Regions from separate parts of the Homo sapiens genome. Here region 1 is linked to region 2. Evidence: chromatin contacts called from ENCODE Hi-C or POLR2A ChIA-PET data. All regions are on one chromosome and are shown on one strand. Each heading gives the region's core, a stretch centred on a gene start or an enhancer-like site at or near the end of the contact. The rest is flanking DNA. Distances are from core to core; before and after follow the strand shown. Region 1 overlaps AKAP13 (A-kinase anchoring protein 13). Region 2 overlaps AKAP13 (A-kinase anchoring protein 13).

Region 1 (3,144 bases), core at 237-2,736, 110 kb after region 2:
CATTTGGAAGACTGTTAGGATAGGTTAAGTGAGAATGAGCTGGAGAAGGAAGAGATGTAAGAAATAAGGTCATTAAAATCTGATCAGTTGGCCAGGCTCGGTGGCTCATGCCTGTAATCCCAGCACTTTGGGAGGCCACGGCGGGCGGATCACAAGGTCAGGAGTTCGAGACCAGCCTGACCAACATGGTGAAACCCCATCTCTACTAAAAATACAAAAATTAGCTGGGCGTGGTGGCACGTGCCTGTAATCCCAGCTACTTAGGAGGCTGAGGCAGGAGAATCGCTTGAACCCGGGAGGCAGAGGGAGGTAGAGGTTTCAGTGAGCCGAGGTAGCACCACTGCACTTCACTTCAGCCTGGGTGGCTGAACAAGACTCTGTCTCAAAAAAAAAGAGTCTGGTCGGTTGGTGGTAGGACAGAGTAAGGAGACAGAGTCTCTCACAGGTTTCCAAATCAGGTGACCTGGAAGATGAAGAGTTGTTGACTGAGAAAGAGATTCCACACTAAAGGGAGGAGGTAGTGGGCTGGAGAAAAGATTGGTTTCTCACGTGCTGAGAACAAGGCATCTCAGTAGAGGTGGCCACGTGGGCGCCATGGTCTGCTGCTAAGAAAGGGGAGGGTTTTTGATGGTTTAATGAATTATCAGCATATAGAAGGTCATTGAAGCCATGGGGATGAATGAGATCCTCAAGAGGAAAGTGGGTAAGGTAAAGAAGACAGCTCAGGCCAGGTGCGGTGGCTCACACCTGTAATCCCAGCACTTTGGGAGGCCAAGGCGGGCAGATCACCCAAGGTCTGGAGTTCGAGACCAGCCTGGCCAACATGGTGAAACACCATCTCTACTAAAAATACAAAATTAGCCAGGCGTGGTGGCACATGCCTGTAATCCCAGCTCCTTAGGAGGCTGAGGCAGGAGAATCGCTTAATCACTTGAACCCAGGAGGTGGAGGTTACGGTGAGCCAAGAGTGCACCATTGCACTCCAGTCTGGGCAATAGGAGCGAAACTTTCCGTCTCAAAAAACAAAAACAAAAACAAAAAAAAAAGAAGACAGCTCAGGATGGAGCTGAGACAGGAGCCCAGATAAGAGATTCCATTGCAGATGGCAGATCTGTAAAGTGTCCTGAGAAAGAATGGTAGGAAGAGAACTGGTGTCCTAAAAGCTAAAGAAGGAAACATGTTTTAAAGGAAGAAGTAATCATCAATGCTGGAAAAAACAACCTAAAAGACCTCATTGGATTCAGTCATGAAGTTGAGCTGGGAAAGCAGTTGCAGAGTGGACAGAAGCTAGAGAGTAGTGGGCTGAGAAGTAAACAGGGGACACGGGAGTGGAAGCAAAGTGCAGACTTGTTATGTCACAATTTCCATGGTTTGCCAGAAAGATCCAGAATGGTTTTCCAGATAGAAATCACAGAACAGAAACAATATTGCTGTCTTGATGAAAAAGAAAAGGCAGTGTGGGTGGGGAGGGTGTCCTGTCTTGTCACTTTCCATAAATTACCACAAGGTGGTGCTCGTGTCTTAGTCATTCTCGTAATTACTAAACACCAATCAAATCACAGATCATTTTCTCCTTCCTGCAGAACAACTTCACCAGAAGGACCAAAAAATCCTACTCTTGTTGGAAGAGAAGGAGATGATTTTCCGGGACATGGCTGAGTGCAGCACCCCTCTCCCAGAGGATTGCTCCCCAACACATAGCCCTAGAGTTCTCTTCCGCTCCAACACAGAAGAGGCTCTCAAAGGAGGACCTTTAATGAAAAGTGCAATAAATGAGGGTAATTAACATTCAGCATTGCCCCCTCTTCATCTACTCCCAGAGTGGTTTACACACTAATATTACCTGCCAGTTTTTACTTTTTTACTTTAAAGCACAAATGCAGAAAATTACCCAAAACAAATATTTCACTATAGTAAATTATCAGGTGAATATCCTTTTAACCACTACTCACATCAAGAACTTAAAGGGGCCCTGAAGCCCCTTCCTCCACATGCTCTGTCCCCATCACACCTCCCTCCCTCCAAAAGGAGCAGTTATTCTGACTGTTTTTTAATTAGTCACTTATGCTTTTTTTTTTTTTTTTTTTTTTTTGGCAGGATCTTGCTGCTCTGTTTCCCAGGCTGGAGTGCAGTGGTGCAACCTCGGCTCACTGCAACCTCCCCCTCCTGGGTTCAAGTGATTCTCTTGTCTCAGCCACCCAAGTAGCTTGGGACTACAGATGTGCACCACCACACCCAGCTAATTTTTGTATTTTTCACAGATACAGGGTTTCACCATGTTGGCCAAGCTGGTCTCAAACTCCTGACCTCAAGTTATCCACCCACCTTGGCCTCTCAAAGGGCTGATATTATAGGCGTGAGCCACTGCACCCGGCCATTAATCACTTACTTATATATCTTTATGGCTTAAGTGCCTACTCCTAGACATTATAGTTTAATTTGCTTATGTTTTTTGATATGCATCTTAAAATTCTTAATTTACAGTTCCCCCCACCATCTTTTTTTTTCCATATAATTTATCTTTGAACAATCTGAGCTTTTTGACTTAGAGAGTTTCCCACAGTTTGGATTTTATTCATACAGTCCTGTTGTCTGTTTCCTTCAGATTTGCAGCTGGATTCAGAGGCGTAATTAATTACTCAGACTTGATCTCTTTGGTAAATTGTGCCCTTATAGTGTTGTGTTCTTTCATTGAGGAGGCATAAATATCTAGTTGTCTCTTTTTTTGTGACATATAAGAAAAGATAAAAGGATAAATTCTTGATTATTTTTCCCCTCCATTTATTTACCAGTTTTTAAGACCATGAACATCTTCTGAAAGTGACCCATAGTTTTTATTATGGACTCATGAATTGAAACATGTTTGATGGGGCCAGGCACGGTGGCTCATTTCTATAATCCCAGCATTTTGGGAGGCCGAGGCAAGTGGATCACCTGAGGGTCAGGAGTTCAAGACCAGCGTGGCCCACATGGTGCAACCCTATCCCTACTAAAAATACAAAAATTAGCCAGGTGTGGTGACATGCGGCTGTAGTCCCAGCTCCTCAGGAGGCTGAGGCAGGAGAATCGCTTGAACCCAGGAAGCAGAGGTTGTAGTGAGCTGAGATCGTATCACTGCCCTCCAGATTGGGCAACAGAGCGAGA
Region 2 (3,037 bases), core at 91-2,590:
TGAAGCAGTCTATTATCTAAGCAGACAGGAGTTGCTCAAGTGGAGGCTAAATGTTTTATCTGTATTCTAATACATTTTACCACCAACATATGTGTAACTCTGGATGGATCACTATATTTAAGTTTAGATTAATGAAAATTGTTGACTGTGGTAAACTTTTCCTTCCTTCCCATTTCATGTGAAGAACAAAGGTAGAAAGTGTCATTATGCAGGAATAATGTTTTCTGCAAGTTTTAAGAGAATGTCTCAATTCCTTTTTCTTTCTCCTCTGAAACTACCGTATCCCATGAACTATATGGCATGTGATAACTTCCTAGTCTCAGACTGGCAGTATATAATATTAGAGCAAGAAGGATCTTCAGATATGACCTAGCGTTGAATCTCTAATTTTTCCATTCTGGAAATCTTGGTCCAGAGGGTCAAACTAGTATCTCCCAAGTTGCTCAGTGAGATAATGGCACACCTAGGAAGACAAAGAACCCTTGATTTTCACTTAGTACCTTGTGTTCTCTGCAGAGAGTAAAATTGATCATTGATGAGTCATTAACCAGTGTCCATTCACATGCTGCTACTTTATGTTCACTTTGGGGTTTCAGGAAAAAATACATAGTAGCAGAAGATGAGCCCTACCCCTATCCCCACACCCCCACAAAAATATTCACTGGCCTTTGGTGTTCTGTTTGGGTCTTCAGCATCCCCCACTAGGTGGTGTCCTAATTCAGAAACTTTGCTGTGAGACTCCAGATGGGCTTCTGCCCTAACTGGAACTAAAGCAGCCACAGTGTTGACCCATAAGAATGCTTAAACAATTTGGTAAGGTGCTAGATCTTGTAGTTAAGTAAATCAAATGAAAATTTAATTCATGAACACAAATGCTATAGCTAAATTAAGATGTATAAAATATTTTTATATTTCATTTTCTGGAATCTTTAATAATTGCATGTTGGCCCTGTGGCATGAGACAGATTAAAAGCACTGGTTGTTTTTAAAGAATCTGGGACCATTTGTGTGGATAGAGGGCAGGATGGAGGCTGCAGAAAGAAAGGAAAGACAATTAATACTGTAAGTAACTACTGTTAAGTAGTATGGCTGTAAATAATAAAATATTTTACTACAGGTTCCCCAAATTAAAAGAAAAGGGAAATAAACTCAGAACCTCCTTTAAATTTGTAACTCTCAGCTCTGGTTTAGATATGAAATGATTGGTTGCTGTATTTCAAAATCCTGGCAGAATTACTGTTCAATGGTTCCAGATGTTTTTGATAAAAACTTGGAATTGTCACATCAACTGCAAAAGCACAAGACTGCAGATTCTGTCTTCTGTTGGGGAGTGCTGAGCAGATCCAGAGGGGAAAGCAACACAGACTCTTTTTTCCACCCAGAGCATTTGTTTCCCACCCAGGGTATTTGTCCTCCAACAAGGAACAGAATATGTAAGGAATTGTCCTTTAATATGCAGAAAGAGCAGGAAATCTAGCTTTCCAGCCTGTGGCACAAAGCCAGAAGTTAGAAATAAAAAGGTTAGTCTTTATGTCTCAAACAGTAATCTAGGCTCTTTCAGAAAATTATATTATTTTGAAACAAGTTTCTCTCTCCTAAAAACTTCCTGAAGACAGACACCTTGTTACCTATTTATTTTGCTTGCCTCCACTAGAAGTCACAAAATATCTGTTACATTGTTATAAATTATCTGCATGTAAGTCACTGGACAGGGATAGGGTAGAAAAGCTTTTTTGTTGTTGTTGTTGTTTTTGTTTTTTGTTTTTTGAGGCGGAGTCTTGCTCTGTTGCCAGGCTCGAGTGCAGTGGCGCGATCTTGGCTCACTGCAACCTCCGCCTCCGAGGTTCAAACGATTCTCCTGCCTCAGCCTCCTGAATAGTTGGGACTACAGGCATGTGCCAACATGCCTGGCTAATTTTTGTATTTTTAGTAGAGATGGGGGTTTCGCCATGTTGGCCACGATCTGGATCTCTTGACCTCATGATCTGCTTGCCTTGGCCTCCCAAAGTGTTGGGATTACAGGCGTGAGCCACCGCGCCCAGCCGGTAGGAGGGTTTTAATGGTGATTAAACCATCTCTGATCCCTAGAGAGACAGATGCCTGGGAACCTTGGAAGCAGGAATCATTTGATTCTAATTAAAACAGAAGGGAGTGGCAGTGAGGAACAAACCATATTGAGGACAGAGGGGAGGCAGCTCTGTGTTCAAAAAAAGAAGAAGGGCGAGTTCTACATTCTAGCTTGGTGAAAGCTTTTACAGAAAAGATAATAAAGTATCAGTTTATCTATACATTCAAGCCTAAAGGCTCTTTCTGTCTGTGCCCTAGACCACATAGTTTGGAAGTATTTGTAAATCTCTGGTCAAGTTCCCATGCTTTTGATAAGCCTGAGCAAGAATTTTATTTACAACTTTTAAATCTCTGTCAAATCGTCTTGTTTCTACTGTTTTGTAGCCTCATTTGTAATGAAAAGCAACATCTGTTTCACTGCACATGTTGGTACCACTACAGAGCCAAGGCTCACTTGGGGCACGAGAAGGGGAGGGGTTGTCCGCCTTCATTCCTCGGATGAACCAGTGAGGAATAGGGAGATAAAACCTTATGGCTTTTATTTCAGAATAAAGCCTGTATGTAGCTGGGGTGTATTAATAGAAAGTTGAGGAAGACGTTTACAGTCTTCTTAGCAGGGTTTGCTGTATTTCCCTCCTTTAAGCTGGTCAGCAACTTGAATATCTGGCCTGAGGACACAGCAACTCATCTATACCCTTTTTCTATATCCGTTTTTTAGCTCCTGAAAAACCTTTTCACCAACTTTGTTTGCAATGTCAACAGAAATGTAGGTGTTAAATCTCTCCTCTCCCCTTCTGTTGTGGTATTTGAGCCACTGCTTTCACAGCCTAGCTAAGGACTACTCTGGACAACTCAAGGAAAATGTCAGCAGCTCCTAGAAAGAGAAATCCTTTTTTTTTTTTAATCCCTTTTTCTTTTGTTTCTTCACTCCTTTCTGCTTTTTGCTTCCCTCAGTTCCTCATCCTTTTCC

The links. A loop is a pair of places that touch in the nucleus more often than their neighbours do. ChIA-PET counts read pairs that join two places held with the same protein, here RNA polymerase II (POLR2A). Pooled maps may share reads with other maps.
Region 1: a map of ovary shows a loop between it and region 2 (4-fold over the local background). The contact joins two enhancer-like sites. A Hi-C loop is called at or near these places in 15 of 168 maps with a recorded cell type or tissue (CD4-positive, alpha-beta memory T cell, ascending aorta, cardiac septum and 10 more), 3 of 37 single-sample maps with no recorded cell type and 20 of 50 pooled maps. POLR2A ChIA-PET finds 5 or more read pairs at or near these places in 10 of 52 experiments (AG04450, BJ, CD4-positive, alpha-beta T cell and 6 more).

Annotation. Positions count from the first base shown.
Region 1 is chr15:85,728,930-85,732,073 of GRCh38, forward strand. AKAP13 (A-kinase anchoring protein 13) reads left to right here. Exons shown (of 37, transcript NM_007200.5): 30 at 1,584-1,778. Among named protein-coding and RNA genes, the nearest start is that of LINC02883, 28 kb to the right of the region's middle. Within about 2 kb of position 1,487, at least 3 of the 41 ENCODE cell types and tissues checked have a DNase peak (open chromatin) inside an H3K27ac peak, as active enhancers do.
Region 2 is chr15:85,615,496-85,618,532 of GRCh38, forward strand. The region is part of intron 8 of AKAP13 (A-kinase anchoring protein 13); the gene reads left to right. Among named protein-coding and RNA genes, the nearest start is that of LINC02883, 140 kb to the right of the region's middle. RefSeq lists silencers at 638-687, 748-797 and an enhancer at 2,466-2,635. Within about 2 kb of position 1,341, at least 5 of the 41 ENCODE cell types and tissues checked have a DNase peak (open chromatin) inside an H3K27ac peak, as active enhancers do.